Regions from separate parts of the Homo sapiens genome. Here regions 1, 2, 3 and 5 are each linked to region 4. A link is an interaction called in ENCODE POLR2A ChIA-PET data of the cell type or tissue named here. Cell type or tissue: CD4-positive, alpha-beta T cell. All regions are shown on one strand. Each heading gives the region's core, and the rest is flanking DNA. Links, peaks and the distances in the headings are about the cores only.

Region 1 (6,084 bases), core at 386-5,385, 190 kb before region 4:
ACCCCTTTTCCAGATAAGTTCACATTTACAGGTCAGTTCCTGGTGGAAGCATCTTTTAAAGGGCCACTATTCAATGTACATTTGATTCTCATGCAGAAGTGATTTTGCCTTCTAGAGTTTATCCAGCTTGGAAACATTTTTGATTGTCACTATTTGGGTGGATGGTGGTAATGACATGTAGGGGACCAAGGTAGGGCTACTGCTCAGCATCTTACAATGCCACAGGACAGTCCCTCACAACAAAGGATTATCTGATTCATGATGTCACTGGTGGTTGAGAAACTCTGCTTTAGACATATGACTATTGTAATATACAATCTCGCTAATGCACTGTTCACAGCTAATACAAATGCAAACTAAATACTGAGACTGATCTTATAGAATTGACTATCACTTAGGGGAGTCATTATGACATAATTTAATAAATAACCCATTGAAATTAATAGAAGTGTCATGAAGCAGAATAATTACCTAATTATTTCACACTTGTAAAGTCTTATAGTCCCCCAAAAGCTTACACTGTTATTTCTGTAAGCTTAAAAGTCATATTTTTCACATTTTAATCTTTCTGAAATTTGAAATGAATATAACGTATACATTTAATGTGTACATTTGATGTGGCATTGATTCTTACTTTGCTTTAAAAACTGGCCCAGGCACGGTGACTCATGCCTGTAATCCCAACACTAACTTTTCTTTGTTTCTTGACCTTGAAATTCTTGAAGATTGTGTGCCAATTACTTTTTAGGGTTCCCTTCAGCTGGGGTTTGTCTGATGTCTCCTCATATTTAGTATAGGTTATGCATTTTGGCAGGAATGTCACTAAGTGGCATTGTGTTCTTGTTGCATCACCTCAAGAGGCATATGATGTCACTTTGTCCTTATGTTGGTGATATTAGCTTTGGTCAGTTACAGTGCTGTCTGCCAGGTTTATCTACTGAAGAGTTACTATATTTTACTTTGTAATCAATAATTAATTTGCAAGGAGATACTTTGAAACTATGTAAATATCCTGTTCCTCATTAAAATTTTACCACTAGTTTTAGCATCCATTGATGATTTCTAACTTTGTGGCCGCTTCTCTATATAGTAGTTGACACTGTGCTGTCAGGAAGAGCTGTCCTTTCTCCCTCATTTACTTACTCAACCCTTTGTTCATGGTATTATACAGTGGTGGATTCTCTGAATGTTTGCATTGGTCAAGATGATCCTAATGGACACTAAAGTTTGGAACCACCATTTGAATGAAGAAAGTGATGTCCAAAGAGGTCAATTAACTTATTCAAGGTCATCTAATTAGTGGAGGACTAAACCCCTCTCTCCAAAATTCATGTCTGTATGTTCTTCATGCAGTAATCCCCAGATCTGAAGAGTGGGCACCTATTGATTATCTAAATGTGAATCACCTGAGAAACTTGTTAAAATGCAGCTTCCAGGTCTCATCTCCAGAGATTCTGATTCAATGCCTCCGGTATAAGGCCTTGAGATTTGTATAGAAAAGGGAAACAACTCATAAAGCACTTTTTATCTACTTACCTCAGTACTTTTTAGAAGGTAAATATAAATTGTGATGTTATATCTTTGTTTTTAAGATAGCATGTATAATAAGCACTATCAATTTAATAAGTTATTTTTATATTTATTTGTTTGTTTGTTTATTTATTTATTTTGAGACATTGTCCCACTTTTTCACCCAGGCTAGAATGCAGTGGCACAATCATGGCTCACTGTAGCCTCAACCTCCAGGCTCAAGCAATCCTCCTGCCTCAGCCTCCAGAGTAGCTGCAACTACAGGCACCCTCCACCACACCTGGCTAATTTCTGTATTTTTTGTAGAGATGGGGTTTTGCCATGTTTTCCAGGCAGGTCTTCAACCCTGAGATCAAGCACTCCCAAAATGCTGGGATTTTTATAGGCATGAGCCACCACACCCAGCTTTATTTACTTTTTAACTTTTGTGGAAGGCAATCAACACAGTTACTATCAGAAGATGAGTTCATGCACCTAAAAGGAGGGACAGCAAAGGCATTAAATGCAGCTTTCAGGGAAGTCCTTTGTAAATGCCCTGGAGTAGAAGTCGCGTACTTTAATGTGCATAAAAATTACATTGAGACCTTGTTAAATGCAGATTCTGATTCAGCAAGTCTGGAATGAGTAAGAGTCTGCATTTCTAACAAGTTCCTAGGATCCTACTGTTCTGAGCATGACACTTTGAAAAGCAATGCTTAGGCGGGGCGTGGTGGCTCACGCCTGTAATCCTAGCACTCTGGGAGACAGAGGCAGGCAGATCACGAGGTCAGGAGATGGAGACCATCCTGGCTAACATGGCGAAACCCCGTCTCTACTAAAAATACAAAAAAATAGCCGGGCGTGGTGGCGGGCGCCTGTAGTCCCAGCTACTCGGAAGGCTGAGACAGGAGAATGGGGTGAACCCGGGAGGCGGAGCTTGCAGTGAGCCGAGACCGTGCCACTGCACTCCAGCCTGGGCGACAGAGCAAGACTCCGTCTCAAAAAAAAAAAAAAAAAAAAAAAAGAAAAGAAAAGAAAAGCAATGCTTAGTCAACAGCAGGCATCTTCAGACCTGCTGCCCATTTTTGTAAAGTTTTATTGGAACACCTAGTCGTGTCCGTTTGTTTACATGTTCTCTGTGGCAAAGTTGAGTAGTTGCAACAAAGGCTATTTAGTCCACACATCTTAAATGTTTATTAACTGACCCTTTTGTAGAAAAAGTCTGAAGACCTCTGGTCTAGAGTGATTACTATCACAGAAATCTGCAATCAGAATGTGTTAAGTTTGCGTTTGGACTTTGCCACATTTGTCTTTGTGCCTTGTCAGTCAGCTTCTCTGAATCACAGTTTCCTGTCTGTGGGGAGAGGATAAGAATAGCACATGCTTTATAGAGCTGTTGAAGGATTAAGCAAAACAATACCAGTAAGGAGCTTAGCACACAAATATAAGTGTGCTTCAGATACTTGGGGACCGTGTATAAAGTTTATATCCCAGCCGGGTGCAGTGGTTTATGCCCATAATCTCAGCACTTTGGGAGGTTGAGGTGGGAGGATTACTTGAGCCCAGGAGTTCGAGGTCAGCCTGGGCAACAAGATTCTGTCTCTACAAAATATAAAAAATTAACTGGGTGTCGTTGTGTGCACCTGTAGTCCCAGCTACTCGAGAGGCTGAGGTTGGGGGATCGCTTGTGCCTGGGAGTTTAAGGGTGCAGTGGGCCATGATCGCACCACTCACTATGGCATGGGCATGGGTGACAGCAAGACACTGTCTCAATAAATAAGTAAATAATACAAAATGCAATAAAAGCTGCCTAGAATGCATTTTTTTTTAAAGTCTGCATTCCTAGGCTTCACTTGTGAAGATTCAATTCAGGAGGTCTGGGGTGGGGCCTGAGAATCTGTTTTTGAAACATGTTTTCCAGAAGTTTTTTTTTTGTTTTGTTTTTTTGAGACAGGGTCTCACTGTGTCACCCAGGCTCAAGTGCAGTGAAGTGATCTTGGCTCACTGCAACCTCTGCCTCCTGGGCTCAAGCGATCCTCCCACCTCAGCCTCCTGAGTAGCTGGGTCTACAGGTAGGAGCCACCATGCCTGGCTAATTTTTGTACTTTTTGTAGAGATGGGATTTTGCCATGTTAGCCAGGCTAGTCTTGAACTCCTGGCCTCAAGTGATCCACCCACCTTGGCCTCCCAAAGTGCTGGGATTACAGGTGTGAGCCACTGCACCCGGCCAGAAACATGCTTCCCAGAGGATTCAGATGCAAGTGATCCACAGGGCCAAGTATTGAGGGAAATGTTTAGCAACTTCTCTTGTTCACTTCATGTTCACGCCCCCATCCCATTCTGCTTCCTTCCTTCCACCCTCTCTTCACTATCTGTATCATCCTCAGGAAGGGCTGCTGGGCCTTGCTGCTCTGCATTTCTCTGGCTCCAGGTGCTCCACTCAACCAGCCCTATGCCTAAATTTGTTCTCCAGCTTGTCCGCAGGACTCCAGTTTTAGACTTTGATCCTAAATTAACAATACCTCTGAGTGGACATATTACTTACTTCATGCTCAGAACTGCTTTTGAATGATTAGGTTTTCTCTCCTTTGCAGATCTGTTATTGCCCTCCCTTGATCCCATTTTAAAACAGTGTTCTGCAAGTCAACCTGGCTATGGCCTAAACTCATATTTCGGATGGAGTCCGACCATCATTTAGATGGTAGAAACTAGAATAGACCACTGAGTGTGGGTAAATGGTTTTTACTGCTATTGTCAGAGGATAGTTGATGGAGCAACTGATATCTGGTGCACAGGTGCTCTGAGAAGGTTATTATGGTTTCTGAACATGTGGCTCTTTCCTTTGAAAGTACTGTGCCCTAGAAATAGTAAGTTCAAAGTTTTTTGAAAACCAGTGTGATTCATATCCCGCCTCACAATATATAGTCACTAATATAACAGACGACTTTGCAAAAGATTTCTCAACTGCCTACTTACTCCCCCATGTGCCTACACACACATATACAACAGCAACAAACCCTTACTAATTTGAGTGAATTTTATTTCTGAAGAAAGAAAGCTATAAATGAGCCTGAGCAACATAGCAAGACTCTATCTCTGCAAAAAATACAAAAATGAGCTCTCCGTAGTGGTGTGCACCTATAGTCCCAGCTACTCAGAAGGCTGAGGCAGGGGGATCACTTGAGCCCAGGAGTTCATGGGTGCAGGGTGCAGTGAGCTATGATTGTATCACTGTACTCCAGCCTAGGTGACAAAGCAAGATCCTGCCTCAAAGAAATAAAAAAAATAAAGCTACAAAATAAATATTGAAAGCCTGAATATCACCAGTTTAAACCCCAGGATTTCTTAAGAATATTTTTTTGACCTGTCAAGAATTCAGTGGTGTCTAGTAATTTTCATTTTGTACCAGTAATTAGCTTAGTAGTTAACAAAACCAGACTCTGAATCTTTTCGAGTAGCCTCAAATTGCCCTTTGACACCTCAATTACTGGAGGAATAAAAGGTGTCATTTCTGAAGACGTGAAGAGTATTAGAGTTCATTTCTGATCTAATTAAAAGTCACATTTTAATATCTTTTTTACAGTTCAAAATTTCTAGTCTAGCGCTACCTATGACCCTTGATTAACACTATTCTCAGAGTGTGATTTTTTCCTCAATATAAGCAAGAAATATCTAGCTTGATGAGAGTCTAAGATATTTTGCAAATGCTTTTAGTTTTTTTTCTATGTAAGGTAAAGGAAAAAGAAGAGTCATATTTATCTAATTTTCTTTCTTTTTTGGTAGAGACAGGGTCTTGCCATGTTGCCCAGGCTGATCTGGAACTCCTGAACCCAAGTGATCTGCTTGCCTCGGCCTCCCAAAGTGCTGGGAGTACAGGCGTGAGCCACTGCATCTGGTCCAATATTTGGCTTATTTTATATCTAGTCCTACATACTGACATTTCTTTAGTTTAAGAAATTGAAGCCCTGACTATACATACAAACTATTTTGATTGAAATTCACTTAAGCCGAAATAGTTGCATTTGGTTGATTTTTATATTTTATTATTCCTTTTTGGCACAAAATGTAGTTGTTCAACTTTTTTATTTTTTTCACTTCTTAGCAGCATGTTGAATTTTAAGATACTCTCTTCCTTCGTTGCCTGTTTGTGCCCATTTTCTCACCTCATTCTATAGTTAGGGCATATTAATATATAGAAGCAGAGTTGTAACCATGAAAAGCTGAACGAATGGAGAGAGTTATGTCAAGCATGATAAGAACATGAAGAAGAAACTAGTCTTGTGCTATGGTTTTGATATTTGTCCTCTCTAAACCTCATGTTGAAATTTGATCACCAATGTTGGAGGTGGGGCCTAATGTAAGGTGTTTTGGTTATGCAGGTGGGTGCCCCACAAACAGATTAATGCTCTCCCTTCAGGAATGAGTGAGTTCTCACTCGATCAGTTTTCAAGAGAGCCAGATGTCTCAAAAGAGCCTGGGACCTTCCCCTGCTCCCCCTTACTTCCATTCTTACCATATGATCTCTGCACACACCAGCTCCCCTTCACTTCCCACCATGAGTGGAAGCAGCCTGAG
Region 2 (6,084 bases), core at 776-5,775, 110 kb after region 4:
AAAGTGAAAAGAAGCTGGAGATTTTGACAGAGCTTAGGACATGCTGGGGTGAAATACCCAAACAGAGATAAAGTGAACGAGACCTAGGAGACAACATTTGGAGGCAATAATCTTTTCTGACCAGCAAATTCAAAGAGCTGCTCTTCACGGGATTCCTGAGGTGATTCTAGGGACAGCAAAAGGTTATTTCTGAACTATTACACACATTCTCTTTTTTAAGAGAAATACTCACATCGACAGGGCAAGTCATTCCAAAACCAGCCTCGATACAGCTATTACTCAGATTCACCTTGTCAGTATGAAAATATGGGTTGAAATGGACTTTGCTACTTGAAATTAAGTGTGATCACACTCAGTAGCCAAGAGAAGCACTCCAATCCAAACTGCAATTATGAGAGGCTGGGAGCCACAGGGAGTGGGGTGTAGCATTCAGAAAAAGAGAAGGGGTTCATTCTCTGGGATTTTCCCTGTTTGCAGCCTGAATCCCACATGAATGTTCTTTCTCTTCCGTCATTCGTTTTTCCTGCGTTCAGCATCCTCTTCTCACTTCTCCCTCACAGTTATCTCTCCCTTGGAGAGAGTAATCTGGACCCTTGGGTGACAGTCATATGTGGCTTTCACGAGCTGCTGGAATTAACTAAAACTCACTCTTTCCCAATAAATCTCCCCTGAGCCGACACACAGCAGCTGCGAATTCCCAGCATGGGCCTGGACAAAATGCTAAGAAAAACTGGCTGTGTTCCTGAATCTTGCTCGTCATTGGTCCCCAAGAATCCTGGACATTGACACCCAGATATTCCAAAACGATTTGTGCTTTTCCAAGCTCGGCTCTTTACTTAACCTGCCTTGAAGATTTGGCACTATAATTTCCCAGAAGTGCAGGCTGGGCTTGTTTTGAGAAAAGGTGAAATGGACAAGAGACAGAGTTCAGAAAATAGTGATTAAATACAAACAGCACCAGCTATTAAGCAAGAGTCAAGGCCAGGAAATGCAAATAAAATTGCCGAGGGTTGTTTAGACAGTGGCCACTCAGAAGGAGAGGTAATATTTGGTTGTAAAGTGAGGCCACAGACATCTTTTCTGATTTAATGAATTTGTGATAGTTTACTTCTTTTCCCAGCTTTCATTTCATTTGTGGGGCGATGGCTGGGGGATGTAGGGGATATGGAAAGTTGAGCACAAGTGCACGAAGTATTTACTGGCTAAAGATGCCTATGCTTCTGCCAAGATTGTGTTTATTTGTTAAAAATATACTTCATTGTGTTGTTACAAAACTAAATCTGTCCCCAGCCCCCATGGAGACAGGGCGATTTGGTTTCAGGGTGAGGTGCCAGCTAGTGCTTTCAGGGGCATTAATGTGCCAGCTGCTCCTCCAGTATTCATTTTATTTGCAGTCCCTAGGCTGGTTTTACACTTTGTGTTTTTTTGTAAGGAAATCAGGATTAGAGAGCCTTTTGTCACTGATGGGGAGGGGGAGAGAAGTATCCCCTTTGAGCTCCATACACAGGGGCAGCCTAACGGGCAAGGCTCAAAGCTTTGATTTACTTCTCATTCGCTAACATTTTCAAAAAGAAAGGATCCACCGCGTCAAGCTGTTCTGTTGGAAGCTTGTAAGGCAGTAGATTTGGGAACTGGAGTTTCCAGAATGCAATCTGCAGCCACCAGGCCAGGGTTACCTTTAAGCTCCATGCAGATTAAACATGCCCAGCCTGGGCAAGAGGCATCTGTAGAAAGGAACCCCTCAATATCAAACAGCGAAAGGCATTATTGGGTGGTCCCTGTTTAAGGGCTGAAGAGAGTGAGTGGATTCCTATTGATTTTTATGAAGTTAATTCTTTTTACCCACTTAGAAATGCCAAACTGCTACTAGGGTCCAAAGTCCCTTCACTGGCCAGCTCGTCCCAGTGCAGTGACCAGTGACCTGCTGGAACCACTCCAGCGAGAGTCTCCTCTGCTGAACAAATCACCCAGCCTCCAAAAGAAAGAAGAAGCTGCTTTTAGTGAGCAACTCCTCTTAAAATGGAATTGCTAAACACACACTCACGCATACACACACACGTACACACATCATCATGCAATTTTTTGGTGGATGTTTGTGACAGGAAGAAATTACTAACAAAATTTCCCCAATAATACTTCCCTCTTTATTTTATTATTATTATTATTATTATTATTTTGAGACAGAGTCCTGCTCTGTCACCTGGGCTGGAGTGCAGTGGCAGAATCACAGCTCACTGCAACCTCTGCCTCCCAAGCTCAAGTGATCCTCCCACCTCGGCCTCCCAACTGGCTGGGACTACAAGCACACATCACCATGCCCAGCTAATTTTTGTGTTTTTTGTAGAGGTGAGGTTTCAGTGTGTTGTTCAGACTGGTCTTGAACTCCTGCACTCAAGCGATCTGCCCACCTCAGCCTCCCATAGTGCTGGGATTACAGGCATGAGCTACTGCACCCAGCCCCTCTCTTTTATTTTTAAGGGCAGAAAAAGACGAAGTGAGAAAGGAGCCTCCCTTATCCTCCTCCTCTTTCCCCTCGCAGTCCAGCATCAAAACACTCATTCTTAGGATGGAGCAGGGGTGGAAAAGTGCAGGAACATTAGGCCTTGTCTGTGTATTGGCTCCGTTAGGAGCTATTGTTGCTCAGCAGCTGTTCCTCTTGCTTCTTAGGAAGCCCTGCCTGCAAGTGGGCTGGGGAACCAGTGTGACACTGGCAGCTGGGGGAAGTGGGGAGGAACATCGAATATTTTTTCACCATGAGAAAGATGGGCTTTGTTTCTCAAAAAAGAACAGAGATCCTGTTTCTGGGTAGCTGTTATCAGAAACTGGTTTTAATAAATACAGTTGGAGAGTGAAAGTAAGAGTGTGTGTGTGTGTGTGCGCGTGCGTGTGTGTTTTGGGGGCGGGGGATAGAAGAGAAAGAGAACATAAAGTCACAACCTACTCAACCTTTAATCCTTTTTTTAAGGTAGGAAAAGCTGAAAAATTTCAGCCAAATGAAAAGCATAAAGTGGTTGAGAAAGGCTTTATGACTAAGAGAGGATTGCAATGGAAAATACGTAAAAAGAGAAGTTAAACCAGCTGGCTTATTTAATTTTGACTCCCCACTCCCCCTTTCACTTTTTTTTTTACCTTCAGCCTAAACTAGGGAAAAATGTACTGTGTAAATATTCAGTGTTTTTCTTAGTTTTTATCCCTAACAAAATTTTTTACAGGACTTAGTTTAGTGAATCTCCAGAGACTGGGTGTGAACGTGACTTTTCACCCCTGGGTCACGGGTCACTTCCTGCTTCTTCTTGTAAGTAAAAGCTCTTACTATTCCATGGGTCTGGCTGTACCCAGAAGTGGGGGTAGGGGTGAGGGATGGGAGGGTGGAGTGGGGGATGGGGGAAAACTCAATGCCTATTCATTTCTCACATTATTTTATTGTCAGGAACATTTCTCCTCCCATACTAAAGAGCTAAATGTCAAACTTCTATTCCAAAGTACATGAATAAATTAATACATTCCTAGTGTATGAATTTATTCATGCATTCAATAAACATCATCGAAGCACTGTCAATGTACTAGGCATTGTGTTAAGCACTGGGAAAACAAAGATAACTAAAATATATTCCCTGTCTTCTACATCTTCAAACAAACAGGAGAGACAGATTCTAGAACAGTAATTACAGCAATTACAGTAAGTACTGTGAAAAAAAAAGAGCAAAAAACATGTAACTCTGCCCAGGAAGGGCAACGAAGACTTCCAGGAGGTGGTGGTATTGGAATTGATTTTTGTGAGCTAAGTAGGAACAACCAGAAGGCCAGGAAGAGGAATGGCATTTCAGACAGAGGGAGTGGCCATGGAAAAACCTTGTTTTCACTTTGGGTAACGAGCAGTCTTTAATGTTTTACTCTGACTAGGGTTCTGGGAACTTAGGACAAAAAAAAAAAAAGGTGGGATAGGATAGAATTGGCCCATGAAGTTTAGAGTTGAAACCAAGGATCCCCAAAAGGCAACATCCAGAGATAAAAATACACTTAATCCCTAGTGGAAAATAACACCTACACATCATCCTAAGGGCACCAAGTAAAAAGAAAAAAAAAAATGCAGCAACTGGAGGCAGCACAAGTTTGGAGCTGTGAGGAGGGAAGTCTGGAGCTGTTAGGAAGAAGCCCTGGCACAGAGCTATAAGGGACTTTTAGAGGTACCGTAAGGCCCATCTGGGGTGGGGCACTGCAGTGTTAAAGACGCAGAACCTGTTCAGGCAAGAGTGGAAGCAAGAGGACGCATACCACAGTCTGGAATTGACAGTCATCCTGACAGATGCCCTGACAATTGAAAAAGATGGTAGAAAAGGGGGAGTCAGGGGCTACATCCTCAGGAGCCTTGAACATCATCTTCCCAGCAGGGATTTCCCAAGGGTAACATGGGTACCACTGGTAAGAACCAATGTGTCATTACATGGTACACAAACAATGTTTTAAAGACTTGTAGTAGATATGTACTGATTTTCTAGTTTTATACAAACTAGAAAAAATGTGTAACTAACACGAAATCTGCAATTACACAGATAGGAAGATTGCTTAAGAAGAAGCTAATATAAAAGCACCATGGTGAGTTGATCTTTTTTAAAAAAAATAAGAATATACCAAAAGAGGTGCTACACAAATATAGCAAAAATTGAGAAGGTAGTCTATAAATGACCGAAATTTGAAAATAGTGGCAGTAGGCAGTGGAGAATCTCTGAAAAGTGTAAGCATTGGACTCTATTTTGTAATGTTGCTCTTTTGGGGAAGGGGAGACTAAAGATACCGATTAAGGGAGGTTGTATTTATTGTCCAGAACCACAACGGACTCTGCATAGTTTTCAGGTTCATATTTCAAGATAAACTCTAATTTCAATCCTGAAGTACTTGGACAAGTCTTTAAGAACCTCTTTTTACTAATTTGAAATGTCCATAGCTTTATTTTCATCTTAAGTAACTTAGTGTGTATATTTACATGAATAATTTTATTAGAAACGTGCAGTGCTCAAAATGATTTTTATGGTGTAGGATAGTAGGGGAAAAAGCTATTGAATGTTGGATAGATCTGTGTCTTTGTAACAATTTGGTCAATCTGATTTACATAGACCCTAGTGTCTCATTTTGTGCTTAGGTCTGGTACATTTTCTATTAACCATGTTTTTTTATTTTCTGTAGTTCATGATGCTTTGACATCTTGGGGCATCTTGCAGACCAGGGATGGACTGCCCCTCCCAGGTTTGGCTAATTCCTGGAGATACTAAACAACTCGGCTTAGAACACATCTTTTATATGCAAGACAACAAATCCAGGCTCCATACCCTCATCTCATCCTTTTATCAGGCTCCTCCAGCACAGAACATTATCCTCCTGCTCTAAGTCACCCAGAGCCAGGTACTGGACAATTAGAGACCACTCTTGTAGCTCAGAGCCTGTCCAAAGGGTCCAAACTCTTCAATCCGAAACCTCAGCTCAGCTGCTTACCCTGCCTCGCCAATTCCTTCCCATAAAACCCTAAATAAAGGCTGTTGCCCCAGCTTTCCCCTCAATCTTTCTGCCCTCAAAGCAATCCTGGTGCTTCCCCATATGCTCCATTCTCTTGGCAACTATAAATAACAAATTCTTCTTTCAAGGAAGTTGTCTATGTGTCTATCACCTTACCATACCTAGTTTAAACAAAAATCCTAGGTATAGTTTAAAACATATTAAGGGCAGGGCATGGTGGCTCACACCTGTAATCCCAGCACTTTGGGAGGCTGAGGTGGGGGGATCACGAGGTCAGGAGTTTGAGACCAGCCTGGCCAATATGGCAAAACGTCAACTCTGCTAAAAAAAAAACAACAAAAATTATCTGGGCATGGTGGCAAGCGCCTGTAGTCCCAGCTACTCGGGAGGCTAAGGCAGAAGGATCACTTGAACCCGGGAGGCAGAAGTTGCAGTGAACTGAGATCGTGCCACTGCACTCCAGCCTTGGTGATGGAGTGGACTCCATCTCAAAAAAAAAAAAACACACACACACAAAAACACCATACTAAGGAAACTCAATTTGTAAAAATTTGTTAGATAAATGAATGAATG
Region 3 (6,084 bases), core at 448-5,447, 240 kb before region 4:
AATTAGCCTCAGAACCACGGTCTCTCTGTGACCTTTCTCCTTTCTCCCTGCCTCTCATATCCTCTTTCCCAAAGCACCAAGAGAGACTCTGGAATGTCCTTATCTGACTAAGAGAGCTTAAGTGCAGTTGTCTTAATACTCCCTTCCAAGAAATCTGGTCAAATAACCAGGAAAGAGCAACCACCAGAGAAGAGCAGAGACTGGAGTTACTATGCTAAGACAGATTTTTCATCTATTCTTCTGAGTGCAGCTCCAAGAAATTACCTGGGGGACTCTATCTGTGAAATATGACAATGGTTGTTCTTGCCCAGCTCCACTCCTCACCTTCCCATAATGTCTGCCTTCAGCCTCCCTAATCTATCCATTCTCCCTAATGACTTAATACCTATCACAACAATTATATACATTCCCCATCTCCCCTTGAAAAAGGGTATATAAGTGTCTGAATCTGTGATATTCTGAAATATACATGTGGTTTCCCTCCTGCTTCCTGGCATACAACCCCTAAAATCCTTGGAATCTCCAAAGTTCTTTCTTTTTGTATGCTAAAGTAGACTGATAGCTTCAGAGTAAGACTGGTCACCTGAAAGCCAAAAGCATGATTAGAGGGTTGGGACTTTCAGCCCTACCTTCCAACTTCCACCAAGAGGAAAGGGGCTGAAGGTCCACTTGCTCACCAGTGGCCAATGGGTTAATCAATCATGCTTATGTAATGAGGCCGCCATAGAAACCCAAAAGGACAGGGTTCAAAGAGCTTCCAGATAGCTGAACATACGGAGTTTCCTGGAGGGTGGTGGGCCCAACGAGGAAATGGAAATTCCATGCGGGTATACCTCACCCGCCTAGAGAGGAGGTCTTCGGAATCCCAACTTGAAGCCAGTAGACCAGAAGTTCCAGAGGCCTGCTTCTTGATGAATAGATAATGAAGAGAAAAAAAAAAAGGAAGAAAGAAAAAGAAGTTCCAGAGGCCTGCTTCTTGATGCATAGATAATGAAGAGAAAAAAAAAAAAGGAAGAAAGAAAAAGAAGTTCCAGAGGCCTGAGCTTGCTACTGGTGTTTGGGGTGGTGGGCAGTTTTGGGGTCTGAGCCCTCAACATGTGGGATCTGACATGATCTCCAGGTAGATAGTACTGGAATTGAATTGGAGGACACCCTTTTGTGTTCACTGCAGAAGTGATTGGTTGGTTGGTGGTGGAGAGAAATTCCCACATATTTTGGGGTCACAGAAGTCTTCTGTGTTGATTGTTATTGTGTTGGCTTAAGAGCAGAGAAAAAACATGGTTTCAGAATTTTTTCTGAAACAGTACCACACTGGGTATTAGGGCAATTACTCTGTGATTTCCTCCCCATGCATATTAATAAGTTTGCATACCTAGTCTCCTGTTCTACCTGTTGCCAAATTTTCAGTGAACCTTCAGAGGGCAAAGTGAAAGTTTTCCCTTTGGCCCTAAAATATGAAAGCAAAGCATCCTTTTATTAGCATTAAAGCATGCGTTAAAAACATTCCATATTTGCATGGTTTTTATTTAAACCTTTCATCAAGCAAAATGTAGAAAATATTATCTTCTGAAAGCCAATTTGAATTTTAACTGTAATGCTGATCATCAAACTCAAAGAATGGTTGCCATGTGTTTTTTTGTTGTCGTTTGTTTTTAATGTCTGACCCTACTGCTTATTTCACAAGTAGATTTAAAAAATGAAACAGTAGTAAAAGATAAACCATTAGAGTACTCAAGGAATGGTTCTTTTCTTGGTTTTCTCCCTTGTAGAAACAAAGCTGTCTGTACACTATTTAGATGATGGGAGATTGTAATAGTTAAGAGAACTTCTATCTTTATACTCAAAAAGTTCTATCCTTAGTCCCTTTGAACAGATGATGTTCTTGCCTTTTTTTAAGGAGCTTTATTGAGATATATTTTACATATTATAAAATCCTCCCATTTCAAGTGTGCAATTCAAGGATTTTTAATTTACTGAGTTATGCACCATTACTATAATCAGTTTCAGAACATTTTCATAACCTCTGATACAATTTCACCTTGCCCCCTGCCCCCACCGCCGCCCACCTCCACACCCACCTCGCCCCCAGGAAACTGCTAGTCTATTTTCTGTCTCTATAGATTTGCTTTTTCTGGTAATTTCATATAAATAAAGTCATATAATAAGTGGTCTCTTGTGTCTGACCTATTTTGCTTAGCACAATGTTTTTGAGATTCATCCATGTTTATCATGTATCAATAATTCACTATTTATTTACTTATCTATTTTGCAGTTGTATCTTCCTAGAATTTTCTCCTGAGAAAAATTATCTATCAGGAAAGCTTAATTTTATAGTTGCATGGCAGGCTGACCTCGACAGACTTTTGAAGAGTATTTCCACTTCTTTCCATGGCCTTTCCCTTTCAAACATTCTTCTCTCTTATCTAATGCCTTCAAGATGTCATTTCTTTATGGCTTAACCTAGGCAGTCCCCTCCTAGCCCCTTACCTGATGCAGAATTAATCGTGCTCACTTGTGGTGCCTAGCATATTTCAAACACCCACACCCCAACATCCAACTGCACAAGGAATAAGTTAACTGAATGAGAGGGAAAGTTTCTTCCTCAAGACACTCACTTCCTAGTATCCTCAGGAGAGGGAGAGACACACATTTCAGGTTGGAAAGAGAGTAATGAGCGGACTGTGGTTACATCGTCCAAGGACAAATATTCGCCAGATAATTTAGCCAAGAGGATTTAACTAAACAGTTAAGCTCTTAACGGAAGCTTTATTTAGGCTAATTCTAACAAACACGATCAGCAGACAAGTTCTTTTTAAAGAAAGTTCTCTTTCATCTGACTAAAAAGAAGGAACACATTTAAACCAAAACAGGAACTACTCTGGCAATATATGTGTGCAAAAATAAGCACCCTATGGGGCTCTTTTTAAATTAGCCAGAGTGCACAGAGAAATCTTTGAAAAGAAAACTCTGGGGGAAAAACATTTTTCTTGATTTCATAAACACTCATTGTTTAATCATCTGAAGAAAAGGCAAACTTATGATTAAATTCCCCCTCCTCCTAAACTGATGAACTCTTAGTTCACCTCCTCTCCCCAGCCTGATGTACTTAAGGAGGCAGGAGAAGTAACTTGAAAACCAGCCTACCAGAGAAGCAAGAAGTGGCCTAGGAGGTCCTAGCCTCAAACTGGATGCACACACATAAGGCTGCGCCTTGCAGGTCTGGCACAGAAAATAGTGTTGTCAAGTTGCAGCCATAGTATATTAATATGCTATTTACATTTCATAAGCAGTGGATAACTGGCTTCAGTTTATTTTGCTAACTTAAAAAAAACCATTAACTTCTAGGACATCACACCTAACCCTTTCCTCTCCCCCATGAGCAAGACAGTCATAGAATTTCAATCAGGACCCTTAGAACCTCTGAGACCAGCTGTAGCTTCCATCCTTACCAATTGTTCAGATATGGCCAAAGAAGTGCTATTTATATGCTTTTCTGGACTTAATCTGATGAGAAGAATGAGTCTTAAACAGAATCAAGATACAATTATGTGGCTTATGTGGCCGGGTGCAGTGGCTCACCCCTGTAATCCCAGCACTTTGGGAGGCTGAGGCAGGAGGATTGCTTGAGCCCAGGAATTTGAGACCAGCCTGGACAACATAGTGAGATCTTATCTCTAAAAACAAAAACAAAAACAAAAACAAAAAACTTGAGGTGACTAAATATGAAGCAAATACTTTTTTGATCCTCCTACCTCAGCCCCCTCAAGTAGCTGGGACTACAGGCATATGCCATCATGCCCAGCTAATTTTTGTATTTTTAATAGAAATGGGGTTTCACCATGTTACCCAGGCTATGAAGCAAATACTTTACAGATTTAAAAATAAACAAAAAGGCTAATAAGCTGTGTAAATAAGATAGGAAGAAATTTTACAAGAAATGTGGGTTTGGAGAGCATTGCTATAAATAAACAATAAATTTATTTTTGAGCTTCCTGATATCAATTAAGAAAAAAGAAATGCAATAAAGCATATGGCCTTCTCTTAAAAAAAAAAAAAAGAAAAAAGAAACTATCAAAAGAAAAACACATATTAGCATTACACTCGAGTTAGTGGATCACTTCATAATTAGATCTTGATAGAAGGAACAACTTCACATAATTTTGTAAGACATTCATGCTTCAGGTTGCTCAGTTTTTTTTTTTTTTGTTGTTGTTGTTGTTTTTGAGATGGAGTCTCGCTCTGTCACCCAGGCTGGAGTGCAGTGGTGCAATCTCGGCTCACTGCAACCTCTGCCTCCCAGGTTCAATTCTCCTCTCTCAGCCTCCCAAGTAGCTGGGAGTACAGGCGCACACTACCATGCCCGGCTAATTTTTGTATTTTTAGTAGAGACAGGGTTTCACTATGTTGGTCAGGCTGGTCTCAAACTCCTGACCATAGGTGATCTACCTGCCTCGGCCTCCCAAAGTGCTGGGATTACAGGCGTGAGCCACCGTGCCGGCCCAGGTCACTCACTCTTAATTTGACTCTCCCAATAACTACTGAGTACAAGTTTACTGCAAAATGTCTGATGTGTAAGTGTTCTAGTTGTTAATAAATACATTCCATGAATTTGACTGTCTGCTATGTATCAGGTACTGGCTAAGCACTGGAGCTACATCCGCTTACAGAAAAAATCTGTCCTACACTTTATGGAATCTAGTAGAAAGACAAAACTAAGCAAATAGCATAAACAAGTACATATTTGCTATTCTGAAAACTGCTATGGGAGAAAAATAGAGCAGCTATGAAAGTGTAACCTAGATAGGGACAGGGCAGAGGGACCTCACAGAAGTCTTTCCTAAAACAGTGATTTTTACTGAAGGATGAGTTGGAATTAACCTGGATGGAGGGTGGCAGAATAAGAGCTGCTGTTGAGACTAAGAAAACAAGTGTTCAAAGGGGACAGAGGTATGTTCAGAGCAGAAGTTTTTGATCTCTTAGTGAAGAGAATAAAACGAGAGACACCAAAGATAAGGCTGGAAAACTATGTGAGATCAGAATCTGAGGCACCTTGTGATTGTATTTAAGATATTCATCATATCTAAAGAATGAGGAAGAAGTTATCCAAGAGTTCTAAACCAAGGAATGACATGATCAAATTTGCCTGTTAAAAGTTACACTCACTCGGCAGGGCGTGGTGGCTCATGCCTGTAATCCCAGCACTTTGGGAGGCTGAGGCAGACTGATCACTTGAGGTCAGGAGTTTAAGACCAGCCTGGCCAACATGGTGAAACCCTGTCTCTAGTAAAAACAAAAAATTAGTGCATGCCTGTAATCCCAGCTACTCAGGAGGCTGAGGCAGGAGAATCGCTTCAACCCGGGAGGCAGAGGTTGCAGTGAGCCGAGATTGTGCCACTGCCCTCCATCCTGGGTGACAGTGCAAGACTCTGTCTCAAAAACAAACAAACAAACAAAAACACTCATTAAGCACCAGGGGCAATGGGGACAAAGCATTCTAATGTTATGAAAATTTGAAGGTGAAGATCTGTCCCTTATTTGCTTTTCAGGAGAGATATGAGAAGATCTATAAGTAAGACTGGATCCCTTAAGAATGCAAGGCTGCATCCCTTTAGATCTGCTCAAATATTCAATAACACTGTACTTGAAGCCCCAGAAATCTAGATCAGTAATGGTCAAAACTTGTTCTATAAAGGGCCAGGCAGTACATACTTTTTGACTTTGTGGACCAGAGGAGCTTTGTCACAACTATTCAATTCTGAAAATTTTTTTACATTTAAATTTTGTCAATGTTTATATATCTAGAGGGTACAAATACAGATTTCTTACATATAGATATTGCATAATGGTGAAGTCTAGGCTTCTAGTGTGCCCATCACCTGAGTAGTGAACATTGTACCCAATAGGTAATTTTTCAGCCTTCCTACCTTTTGGAGTCTCCAATGTCTATTATTCCACTCTCTATGTCCATGTGTACCCATTGTTCAGCTCCTACTGATAAATGAGAACATGTGGTATTTAACTTCCTATTTCTGAGCAATTTCACTGAGGATAATGACCTCCAATTTCACCCACATTGCTGCAAAA
Region 4 (6,084 bases), core at 521-5,520:
CACAGTTCAGGAAGCCAGAAGTCCAAAATTGAGGTGTCAGCAGGATTAATTTCTTCTTGGAGTCTCAGAGGGAAGATCTGTTCCATGCCTCTCTCCACACCATCCAAGCTTGCTATCAATCCTTGGTACTCCTGGCTTGTGAAGCTTAACTTCAATCTCTGCCTCCATTGTCACTGGGCCTTCTTTCTGTGTCTTCTCACCATCTACTTCTTTCTGCGCCTGTCTCTCTCTGATTCTGTGTGTCACTTCTTATAAATACACCAATTATTGGATTAGAGCCTTCTCTATTCCAATACTGCCTCAATTTAACTAATTACATCTGCAAAGACCCTATTTTCAAATAAAGTTCTGAGTGGGCATGAATTTTGCCAGAAATGATGGCAAACATTTTTTCCTGTATTCACCATTCACAACTTGCCATTGGACCACTTGACAATGCAAACTGCCTATCTAGTAATGTCAGGGCAGCTAACAAAGTATCTTTTCCCTACATATGTCAAGGCCCGAAATTTCCAGCCTCACATTTTTCCTTCTTTGGATCAGGCTTCTTTAGATGTAAAATTGCTCCCTGACTTGGTCACATGTTAAAGTGTTATTCCTTATCAATATCTTAGTTTTCACTAATGTGATGAAGCTGAAGCACTCAATCATTCAAGTGGCCCAGAAAAAAGAAAATGCTAGTCAATTTGGATAGCCAGTTACTTGGTGCCTTGCTACTCAAGGTGCAGCCAGCCCAGGGGTCATCAGCATCAGAGACTGCTAGAACTGCAGAATCTTCCCAGGGTATATGCAAACTTACTATATCAGGATCTGCATTATATCTCCATCCCCCAAGATATCCACATGCCCATTAAAGTTGAAAACTGCTGCTCTAGTAAAGCCTTTATAAAGTTGGGCTGGGGGAAAGTGTGAAGGGGGCTTTAGCTGGGATATGCATAGAGCCTAGGTCATTGGATAGGACACCAAGGCCAGTTGAGGTTCTAGAGGGTGAATAAGGGCACCCAGGAAATCTTGAGATGAAACAGAGAAAGAGAGAGAAATGTGCAACAATAACTACTTGGAAAGGACACAGTCTAGGTGCTTTATTTTGTGCAGATTGTTTCTTTTAATGTTACAACAACCCAATGAGTTGGGTGCTATAACCAGCACTATTTTACAGACAAGAATGCTTAGGCAGAGAGGTTTAGTCAATATAAGGGTGGGCATTTCAGCCTGGAGAGTAGGACCCCAGAGCCCTGTTTCTTAACCACTATGCTCTCCTGACTACCAGAGAGTACAAGTAGATGCTAAAACATAAGCAAACTAACTACTTTAACACTTAATTTTAGTTCATATGCCTGTTTGAACTTGTTTTTCAGGTCACATTATTCTGAAGAAGATATGAATAAGCCTGGCATTCATCTGTTTCCTTCATTTGAATCAAGTCAGTCAGTTGCTCATGGAACTCAACCTCGAGTCTCTCAGATCCCCAGCCCAACCATGGGCTGTGAGACCTGAGTGCCTCTTTCACATCCAACAACATATAAATGACAACGACATATGACCAGACCATCCTGAGCCTGGTGTCTCTCCTCATAGGCCTGCCTTTCATGAGCATGCCTGGGGAGAGATGACTAATGCTGTTTCTCCAGTTTTGTCCTCTTCTGGGTCATGGGAATGATTTATTCTTACTCAGCAAACCAGTAATTGTGTGTTATATGTGAGTGGTAAGATTCTTAAGGAGATGTGGAATCTGACTGCCTGATGTGATTCTCAAATGGCCCCAACATTTTACACAATTGTTTGTAATTAAATAAAACCCAAATTACATTTGGGATGAGAAATGTATTTTTTAACTTCTTTTGTGTTTGGAAGGACAAGCAATTACCATGGCTGTTTCTGATTCATTTACACTTAGCTCCTAAAAATATTGCCCTCAGGAAGGATGGCTGTTTGTTTGCCATGTCAAGAACATTTTATTTGGTTTCCTTTTAGAGAAAAAATCCACATGCAGCCAATTTTAAACTGACTAGAGTGTCTCAAAGATGTTTGGAAATTTCAAAACTCTGTTTTGCCCCAAACACCTTCACAACCTAAGTGGGGCTCTGGAGAGAGATGCAAAGGAGATGGAATGTGGAGTCTCACGAAGAGAAGGTGCAGAAATCAGAAAAATACAGTGAAACTCAGAGAAACTCATGATTTCTATTAAAATGTTTATATTTGTTCATCTTGTATTGCTATAAATAAATGCCTGAGACAGGATAACTTATAAAGAAAAGAGGTTTAACTACCTCATGGTTCCATAGGCTCTACAGGAAGCATGGCTGGGGAGGCCTCAGGAAACTTACAATCATGGAAGAAGGTGAAGGGGAAGCAGGCACATCTTCACATGGCAAGAGCAGGAGGAAGAGACGGAGGGCCAGGTGCCACACACTTTTAAACAACCAGATCTCATGAGAGCTCTATCACATTAACAATACCCAAGAGATGGTGCTAAACCATTCATTAAGTACCACCCCCATGATCCAATCACCTCCCACCAGGCCCCACCTCCAACACTGAGGATTACAATTAAACAAGAGATTTAGGTGGAGACACAGATCCAAACCATATCAATGTTCATATTTTCTGAGGACTGATTTTTAAGTTGCATCTGAATTATACTTAATTTTAGTGATTATCAGTACTCTTATCATATAATATACATATACAATTATGGACTTTTTTTAACAGACGTTAATCACTGTGCATTGGTCTTGGCCTACAGAGTACAGGAAAAAAAATAACTGCATTGATACGACATCTTACTAGTTTATTTGATCCTGACTTTGGGGTTGAAATAGGGTAACTATTATTATCCTCTTTTACAGGTGGGAAAATTGAGCCTCAGAAAGGATACGTGACTTCCCCTTGATTACACAACAAATATATAGCAAAATCAGAACTGGAAGCTAGTTGTCCTTAACTCTCAGGAGAGTTTTCTCCCCCATGGCACCCACACATTGGCAGGCAGGTTGGAAAAAGAGGCTGGAGAAACTTGAACATGTAAGATTTGTCAATGTAAAGTTATCACCTTAAATACTTAGCATTAATTAACTGAACTCATTACTGCAATAATCTATAACGCCTTCATAGAAATCTTGATGACTTGCAACAAATAAACCAACTGGGTTCTGTAATCTCTAAAATGTCAGCTGCAGTGTATTTCACAAGACAGTAAGAACTGCAGATAAATAATTGTCTGTGGCTAGATGACACCCATCAAGTTCAAAGAGGGTAGAGCTTGCAGGAAGGTAATGTTCCCTCCTCTCTAAATCTCAGAACCATGTGGTTGTTTCTCTTATTTCTTTGTTTCTTTTCTAAGCAGAGAACCTAGAACATCCTGCTATTGTGATCAAAGACTACAGCTGGTCAAGTACCTTCATTACAGATTCCCCGCTAACTTAGCATAAGGTTTTATGTTTATCCGGCTAGGAGTTAGGCTGTGGTTTTACCATTTGCTGTAGCTGTGGTATCAGGGGCTAAAATTTCCTGTGCCCTTGCTTTCGTCTCCCCTGTTGTGCTTGAATTTTCCTAGAGACTCCTGACATAGGGACTGAGGCTTGCAATTCTTTGAGCTGTAATCCCTTGTTATTTACTTGGAGCATCGTTGCTGTGTTGGTACTGTGTCGGGGGAGAGAAAGAATTCTACAGCCCTGTGATTAGATCTGTCTTTCAGTGAGCCTGAGTTGGGTATTTCCCTTTCCCAGGTCGATGAGGCCCCTGGTAAAACCCCCGTGGGATGGGTTCTTGTAAAGTATTTTCCCTTGAAGGAAATCCTTCTTAAGGAGAACAGAGAGCTCTGGGCTTATTCCAACACGGCTATTTCTCCGCCCCAACCCCTCAACCCCAAAGGGAAAGAGGAGAGGATTTTTCTTCAGGTTCCATAGTGGAAACCTGATGTTACTCCTGGAGGTACAACTCAGGAAGGTATGGGGAGGCCCCTGTGATTGGGCCCGCTGGGAGTTTTTAAGTCTCAAACTTGTCCACACACAGCTTACAGCAGTTTGTTAATTACTGCTCAGTTTCCTGGCTTCTGCTCCTGGTAAACTGAAATTCTCTGTATCCATCCGTCTGACTCCCCTGTTCTCTGGGAGGCAGTTTGGCCTGTGATCTCAATTTTCCGAAGGTTCTAAGAAGAGTTTCCAGTTTTCAGTTTGTTCAGTTTTTTTTTTTCTTTTGTAGATAAGGGTGACAACTTCCAAGCTGTTCACTTGTCAGATCTGGAAACTAGAAGAGCGCTCAGTTTTTGTATACATTTCTTTTTCCCTGGCTTCTCCTGAGCCTGAAATCTTTCCAAATGGTAGTTGTGGTCCCAAGTCCAAGAAGTGATAAGAAAAACAATGGGAATTAAGATTTTAGATAGAACAAATGGAGTGAACTGCAAGGCAGGGCCCCAACTTTGTAACTGCGTCTCTCTTCTCAAGGTGTTCTGAATCCAAACAGGTCCATTGAGGGCAGCCCTGTCCTTCCAAAGCCCACTGCTGAATTTGGGTGATGCTAGTAACACAGAACAGTCTCTTATGCTCAGGTCAGGCACATTTACACACAGGCCAATTCTTTAGGGCTGACTCTTGGAAACGCAATTGAATTGTTCTGTGTTGTAGATATTTGGGTACAAAACACATTTGCTCCACATTCTCGAGTGTGACATTCGCAGATCAGTGAGTACCAGTGAAAAGGAAGAAGCATGACACACAGAAGTTTCAGAAAAAGGATGCTGGGTTTTAGGCAAAGCAGCAGAAAGGGAGCACTACGAAAGGCCCTGAGTTTACCAACAGCCACCTAGGCCTCTACACAAAGAGCCGGGAGAGAAGAGAAAAAGAGGACAGAGTGGCAGAAAGAAGACATTCTAGTCCTCTTCAGCCTTATTTTGGTATCTAAAGGATGAAAAATGAGAGGAGTGAACCTACTTCTTTAAGGAAGTTCTTCTCAAACTTTCATTGTGCCTCCAAATCACATGGGAAACCACGTAAAAATGCACATTCAAATTCAGTGGGTTGGGTGCAGGGCTCAAGATTCTGCATTTCTTTATTTCTTTCTTTCTTTTTAATAGAAATGAGGTCTTACTGTGTTGCCCAGGCTGGTCTGGAACTCCTGAGCTTAAGCAATCCTCCCACCTTGGCCTCCCAAAGTGCTGGGATTACAGGCTTGAGCCACTGCACTCAACCAGATTCTGCATTTCTAACAAGCACTCAGGTGATGTTGACAGCACTGGTGCTCAGACCACACTTTGAGGAGCAAGGGTCTAACAGACCTTCCAAAGGGGCATTTCTTAACTCTCGCTCTATGCTCACCTCTGAAATAACAGCAGCCACAGCCACTCACTTTGTTCCCTAAAAACAGCATGTGTATTCTTAGCCCAAGGTGATCTGCCTTCTGGGACAGCTGTTGGCCTCTTCTCCATGTCTGTAAGTCCTCGGCTTTCTTTTCTAAGCCCAATCCAAGTCTCTGTCCTTCATGAAAACTCCTCCACGACTTGGGGTCTTTGTAATCAGTGGCTCCTTTGGACTTCTGTACCTTTGTTGGGCTTAGCATTTTTACAAGCATCGGTTGCTACTGACCTTTTAAATTTGTCTCCTAACTAGATTTTAAGCCTCTTGAATACAGGACACACACACACAGAGTACGCCTTGTCACTGTTTCATTCCTCAGGCCAAAAACAGAGCCCTGCTCATTAGAAGATTGTGCAGTGTAGTGAAAACAGCCCAGGGAGATATGATTTCAATTCTCAGCTCCATCACGCAACAGCTACTGGACCCTACATGGAGTATTGCTCCTTCAGTCTTCATGGTAATGGTGGTGATGGTGGTGGCGGTGGTGATGGTGATGGTGGTGGTAGTGGTGGTGGTGTGCAGGTAGAATGTTTATACTTCACAGGGTTGTTGAGAGGAATGAAGAAAATAAAGTTAGCCAAGTGGCAAACCTAGCGCCTGGCACAGAGTCAGAATCAGCCCTCAGCACATTTAAGTCTTCTCTCCTCCAATTTCTTTTGCTTTTCTCCTTAATATGGGTTGTGAGGGTACATCCTCATCCTGACAGTCTCTCCTTGAAAAATATTATATC
Region 5 (6,084 bases), core at 719-5,718, 270 kb before region 4:
AAAAGGACAGTCCAAGGAGGCTGATAAAATGGTCACCAAACTGACCTAATCCAGCAGCTGCTGGATTGGGTCCAAGGCCAGAGGTCAGAAGAGAGGATGTGCCACCTGGGAAGGTGCAAAAACTTGAGAAAGACATTGGACTTTATCAGGCCAGAAAAATGGGGGTTGATCAATGCATCTCTGGAGGTACAGGGTGACCCTGGTTGAAATGGAGGTAACCTTTTGCATGCATACGTATAGAGCTCTCAGCACTCTTACCTTTACCCTCCCATATTCTAATGTGCTTTCCCCAGGGAAGAAAATGAGTAGCCGCAATGAGTATACCTGGAATTACATGTAACCCTGAAATGTCCATGGGACTATGTGGTTTGTGACTGTTTGTACAATGCCTATCAAATCAAGAAAAAGGCTGAGACTCATCGTTTGTGTTTTTCATTTGAAATCCTAATGGTTAAACTTGAACCTGGTGGTCAAACTAACACCCCAAAATATCAACCCCACATAAATCAGAGACCTGCAAGGGCACAGTAGATTCTGTATCTTCCGGCCTTCAAATCGGGGCAGCTTGTCTGATCATGAGTGCTCTACAGTATTACATTAACAGATGGGTATTTGATCTAGGTCTAAGGTCAAAGGTGGGATTTTAACATCACCCCTTCTTTCTGTAACCTGAGTCTCAACTTGCTATAATACTTCATCCTTTTTAAATGATGTGGCATGCGGCACTTTACCACCAATGCACAGCTGAGGCCTTGTCAATCTGCCTCCCTTGTATATTTCATGTTCCCAACATGAAGAGAGCACTCAATGCCAGTGAGAGCCCCTGCACACAGTAGGCACTCCCTAAATGTTGGTGATTTGAGAAGCTTATGAAAACTCTACCCTCTTGGTTCATAAATTTTGTAGGTGCTTTAGTTTAAATTAAAAATAAAAAAAGGCTTTGCATGTCATGAACACAAGGGCATTCTTTTCTGGTGCACTGATAGATGGTAGTAAAAGAAGTATTTTTTTTCTCTTTGTAACTTTATAAAAATCAGTGGCCAGACATCAAAATAAACCATATCTTTTAAAAAACTAACCTAGGCCAGGTGTAGTGGCTCACGCCTGCAATCCTAGCACTTTGGGAGGCTGAGGCAGGCAGATTGCTTGAGCCCATGAGTTTGAGACCAGTCTGGGCAACATGGCAAAACCCTGTCTGTACTAAAAATACAAAAACTGAGGTGGGAGGATCACCTGAGCCTAGGGAGGTCGAGACTGCAGTGAGCTGTGATTGCATTACTGCACTCGAGCCTGGGCGACAAAGTGAGACTCCATCTCAAGTAAAATAAAATAAACAGCCAACCTTGCACTGTGAGTCTTGCAAGAAGAAAAAATTTAAAAACTGAAAAAAAAAAAAACAACCAACGACATGAAAAAAAAACTATTCGGCACATTACTTTCTCTACACTAATTTAAGAAGGGCAAAGGCATATACATATGACTCACAAATGTATGCAGAAATCTTCCTTTTGCACCATTTCTTGAATTTTACTTTCTTCCTTCCAGTGCTAACTCTGCCCGTCCTACTCTCGCAGCAAGCACATATGTAACACACCCACACACATACACACAAGACTCTATTTTGTTCCCTTGAAATAAATTTCTAGTGAAAGTTCCCACTGAAAAAACAAACTATATTAGACCAGAGATCTGTACTCAAGGTATTGAAATATATTTTTACTCAACAATACCCTAAAAACCTTGAGCTATGAAATAGGCTACTAAGCAACCTCATTTCAATTACCTTTATCGTAACTTGATTGCCTAACATAAAGTGTTACACTAAATGACTAAGGTTAAAAATAACTTTGTCCAACTACACATTTGGATGTTTTAATTTCATTCTACACGGCAGAGTATTTTCCTATCTAAGTTGACAAGTTCAGTGTGAGTAGGTGGGAAGAATAAAAACAAAGGGATACTCATTAAGAAATGAAGGTAGGACTTTTCTCATGAAAAGAGAAGGGCAAAAATACCTTTCAGAGCCAAAGAATCATAGCCAGCATTTTGATAAAGGACAAACTTTGATCTGCATTGATGAATCTGAGAGATCTTCTGGGAGAGATGCCATAGATTATTACAACAAATTATTAGCAGATTCACAAGGCTATAATCACTATCCGTATCCATGGTACCCAGTTTCAAATTAACATGGTTATTTTACTTGTGTTCCCAAATTTAACATTAGGGAATTTTTGGTTGTGGGTCTGTTATCACTAGAAAAATAGATATATTGGTGCTGAAGATAATTTTGAGATAATTAGACAAGACAGTTTAGCATTTACAAGAACAAGTTTGGCAGTTGAAGAATCTATTTATATGACTTAAAAAGAAAAAAAAGGTGTCATGGCACCTGTGGTAAATGTTTGCTTTGGATAAAATTTCTAGATCTGCATGAAACCTCACATAATATCACTATTGCTTTTCAAAGCATAGTTCCTTACTTTTTTTTTCTCATTCATTCCATTCCTCTTTCCCCCACAAGCTTATCCCACCATTTTTAATCAAGTGGCCAGAATTATCTGGTTATTTTTAATTGGGAGCTTTGACAGGGATTCTTTCTTAAACCCAGAGATTTCTGCCTCCTTTTTAGCTTTGCTAAGACTCTCAAGAGTGGGAGAGAATCATATCTGATAGTGATATGGACCCAACATTAACATGCCAAAAGTATTCAATTTTTATGCAGCAAAAGGAAGACAACTTAGACTAGATAGCTACAGCAAATTTCAAAATGGAAGGCGACATTCTTACTTCTCAGGCTGGGGAGCATGGGTGGGGTAGAATTCATGGTGAAATGTATTTGAGAAAGTACCTTTTCATCCATCTTTGATAAGGAAAGTGAAACCAGAGAAATATTCATTTTTATGTCTTAACACCAGGGACTTTCTGTAATGCAGGAATAGGCCAGATACTTGCCAGCACCTTAAAAAAAGTTAAGTGTTCCATGCTGTTTAAGTGACTGAATGATAAAGTTAATGTACCCTTGCTTTTCTCTTCAGTCATATATACAAAAGACCAGGGGCTCTAAATGATAACAAGTCTTTGTACTGTAATCTCAGATTTGGTAAGGAATAGGTGTTTGAGATAACTGAATTTCCCAGGTATTTATATATCAACAAGAAAACTTTTTGTTTTCAACACTTGTCTGTTAGCTTGCCTAGCCATATGTCCTGCCAAAACATTGAGTGCCTTGCTGAACCTGTTCATTATACTGAACATCAATTCTTATTCTATATTTATTGATATACAGTTTTTTTAAAAAATCAGACTTATATTTTGAAGTTCAGGTCTTCTTATAAGCCTGTTTATTATGATTTGCAATTATCTCTAAAAGGGAGAAGAAGGTGTGTGGGGACAGGGCGGAAACTCTGCTGAATTTTCCAGAAATCAAAGTTGTGGTGACTCCTATGGCATGCAATAACCAGAAAACAAATAAAAAGTGGTCAGGAAAATAACTGCCAAAAATCAGGTTGGTTGACATTATAATAGAGTACCCAAGAATGCCAAATTATAATTATATATTTGGGGAGAGATAAGTCTCAAAGGATTTTGGAATTCACTCAACTGTTTGAATGGAATGTTCTTTCCCCAGATATCTCCTGAGCTGTTTCTCTGGTCTCCAAGTTTCTGCTTAAATGTCACCTTATCAGTTGAGGCCTTCCCTGACTATTTTACTTAAAATAGTTCCACTCCAGCAATTCCCTCCCTCCCTCTCTCCTTTTTCAGACAAGATCATGCACAATTTTGCACAACTCCAGGAAGTAACACTCACAGAACTAACACAGCAGCTCTGATCGTCAGCACCTGTCACCATCTAACACAGCATACATATTCTTTGCTTATTTACCTCTCTGAGGGCAGGGATTTTTGTTTGGTTCACTGCTATATCTCCAAGTGCCCAGAACAATACTGGGTGCATAGTAGGTGCCAAATAAATATTTATAAATGAACAATCTGTTAATCTAATTTTGGCATCTTCTAAAGCTCTGGTCTAAGAGTTGTCCCTGACTTTCATATCTTCCTGTCTAATGGGAAAATCAGACATGAATGCAAACAATTACAATGCAACAGGATCAGAAAAGAAACCAATGCTTGGGGAGGTGATATGTATTGGTTAGAAGCTAGTGCTTGATCTTACACAAATCTGGATGCTAGCTCCAAATCAGCCCATAGCTGTGTGACCTTGGGCAAGTGATATAACATCTCTGTATCATAATATTCTCAAATGACAGATGACTATAACAACAAATGTCTACATTTACAGGCTTGTGATGAGGAGTCAGTGAGGGGATGCACAAAGGTACTTAGCACAGTCCTGACACTCAGGAAGGCTGCAGGAAGTGCCTGAGGCATCAGGACAGAATTTTACAGAAGCAGAGCAGCAGAACAGGGGGTTGAAAGCTGCCTAGTGGCACTGGGATGGCTTGCCAGGAAGAGGCACGAATGAAGGAAAAATTGTCCTCAATATGCACAGAGTTAAATGTCACATTGACTTGTCCTGTGCTTAATGAGTGATGGGATTCCTTTTTAAAATGAGGAACAAACCTACTAGTGAAATGAATGTGTAATCAGAGTAGGCAGGAGCTTCTCCAATTGAAAATGGGTTATTAACAAGTCTTTCCACTGACCAAATCTGGCTTTAACCCACGTTATATCTTCACTGATTTGCCATTCTTTCTAAAATGGAGTGTAGAGGGGAAAAAAAAAGCAAAAAGCCCAACTGGTACTGAAATATTATGTATTGCTGTGCTGAGAAAGAAATGCCTAAAAACCACCACCACAGCCCACCAGTGCTTTGACAGCAGAGGTTTTGTTAAGCAGACCACATTGACCCTCTCAGGAAAAAAAAAAACAGTTAATTCAAGATCTGGTCCCAGATCAGGTTCCAAACGAGAACCTGAAAACTACAGGGGGAAAAAGGAGTAAGCTCCCTTTTCAATCACTATCCCTCAGTAGATCCCAAACTCATTAAGAACAGTGTTTTTAGGACAAGACTTTGTCTCTGATTCAAGAATCTTTCAAGACAGTGACACATAACCCTTAAATTGAATCAATTTCACAACGAATTGCACTGTAACTTAGGTCAATATTCTAAATGCTCTCTGGCAACTGATGTTGAGAATTTTGAGAGGAAAAGAAGTACTCAAGGCTAGGACTCAGCTATATAACACTGGCTTGACACTTGTCCCCTCTTCTTATTTTCATAACTCACTATAGAGTGACATAAACAGGCTAAAATGAAAAATAGGGGAGGAGAGAAAGGTATTATGTAAATGTGACATTATCACAATCTTTTTTGATTGATCAAGATTCTAACGCTTAGGCCTAATAATAAACAGGCAATCCTTAGTAAGCTTATGAGTCAGTGATGGGGATATGACTCAGATTTTACTTTAAGGATGAAAAACCCATAGCAAATTGGGCAGGGATGTACTATATTACCAACCCCTAAATCATAACTAGTCGAAAGGCAACGGTTTCTTCTGGAGACAATTTGCTTCATGTTTAAAGTAACCACTGCCGCATGTTTAGGAAGCAAAAATAAAAGTTATAAAAGGAGAGGGAAAACAACTTATTTCTAATTTGAGGCCTGGCTCCACAGCCATATTTCTGAATCAAACATTAAGCGTCCCAAAACGGAATTTTCTGCGGTGGCAAAAATGTTCTAGCTCTTGATCAGGGTGTAGATTATATGGGTGTGCAAAATTCCCTGAACTCTTTGCATTTGATTATACAGATTTTTACATCAACTTAAAGAAAATAATTTAAGTGGCCCATACTTTGAAAGTTATTGTCCAGGAGGTACGTATACTCAAAATGTAAACCTAAAATGAAACTATTTTTTAAATCCTATTTAGGCTGGGCGCAGTGGCTCACACTTGTAATCCCAGCACTTTGGGAGGCTGAGAGGCAGGTGGATCACTTGAGGTCAGGAGTTCGAGACCAGCCTGACCAACATGGTGAAACCCGTCTCTACTAAAAATACAAAAACTAACTGGGTATGGTGGCGTGTGTCTGTAATCCCAGCTACTTGGGACATTGAGG

The links. Peaks named below come from ENCODE experiments on the same cell type or tissue, not always from the same donor. Only the 100,000 strongest peaks of a DNase experiment are listed, where the experiment ranks them.
Region 1: POLR2A ChIA-PET joins it to region 4 with 11 read pairs; 5 of 35 experiments call an interaction of 5 or more read pairs at or near these places.
Region 2: POLR2A ChIA-PET joins it to region 4 with 24 read pairs; 7 of 35 experiments call an interaction of 5 or more read pairs at or near these places.
Region 3: POLR2A ChIA-PET joins it to region 4 with 13 read pairs; 23 of 35 experiments call an interaction of 5 or more read pairs at or near these places.
Region 5: POLR2A ChIA-PET joins it to region 4 with 10 read pairs; 23 of 35 experiments call an interaction of 5 or more read pairs at or near these places.

The regions. Positions count from the first base shown.
Region 1 is chr12:92,205,944-92,212,027 of GRCh38, forward strand. No RefSeq gene overlaps it. Among named protein-coding and RNA genes, the nearest start is that of BTG1-DT, 63 kb to the left of the region's middle. RefSeq lists an enhancer at 3,101-3,190. In CD4-positive, alpha-beta T cell, for the core only: no CTCF peak of the experiment used is centred there; DNase peaks (open chromatin) are centred at 2,848 and 4,398; H3K4me3 peaks cover 1,038 bases; H3K27ac peaks cover 1,816 bases.
Region 2 is chr12:92,502,869-92,508,952 of GRCh38, forward strand. LOC105369904 (a long non-coding RNA gene) reads left to right here and starts at 2,770. Exons shown (of 4, transcript XR_945210.3): 1 at 2,770-3,295; 2 at 4,554-4,596; 3 at 5,185-5,400. RefSeq lists an enhancer at 1-209. In CD4-positive, alpha-beta T cell, for the core only: no CTCF peak of the experiment used is centred there; DNase peaks (open chromatin) are centred at 1,973, 2,863 and 3,273; H3K4me3 peaks cover 967 bases; H3K27ac peaks cover 1,470 bases.
Region 3 is chr12:92,156,209-92,162,292 of GRCh38, forward strand. The region is part of intron 2 of BTG1-DT (BTG1 divergent transcript); the gene reads left to right. Among named protein-coding and RNA genes, the nearest start is that of BTG1-DT, 13 kb to the left of the region's middle. In CD4-positive, alpha-beta T cell, for the core only: no CTCF peak of the experiment used is centred there; no DNase peak of the experiment used is centred there; H3K27ac peaks cover 1,401 bases.
Region 4 is chr12:92,395,491-92,401,574 of GRCh38, forward strand. LOC107984467 (a long non-coding RNA gene) reads left to right here. Exons shown (of 3, transcript XR_001749160.2): 3 at 1,359-1,814. Among named protein-coding and RNA genes, the nearest start is that of CLLU1, 23 kb to the right of the region's middle. RefSeq lists an enhancer at 4,827-4,976. In CD4-positive, alpha-beta T cell, for the core only: no CTCF peak of the experiment used is centred there; DNase peaks (open chromatin) are centred at 3,291 and 3,701; H3K4me3 peaks cover 462 bases; H3K27ac peaks cover 5,000 bases.
Region 5 is chr12:92,129,634-92,135,717 of GRCh38, forward strand. The region is part of intron 1 of LINC01619 (long intergenic non-protein coding RNA 1619); the gene reads right to left. Among named protein-coding and RNA genes, the nearest start is that of LINC01619, 10 kb to the right of the region's middle. RefSeq lists enhancers at 2,965-3,034, 5,379-5,438. In CD4-positive, alpha-beta T cell, for the core only: no CTCF peak of the experiment used is centred there; DNase peaks (open chromatin) are centred at 2,848, 3,817 and 5,418; H3K4me3 peaks cover 4,529 bases; H3K27ac peaks cover 3,891 bases.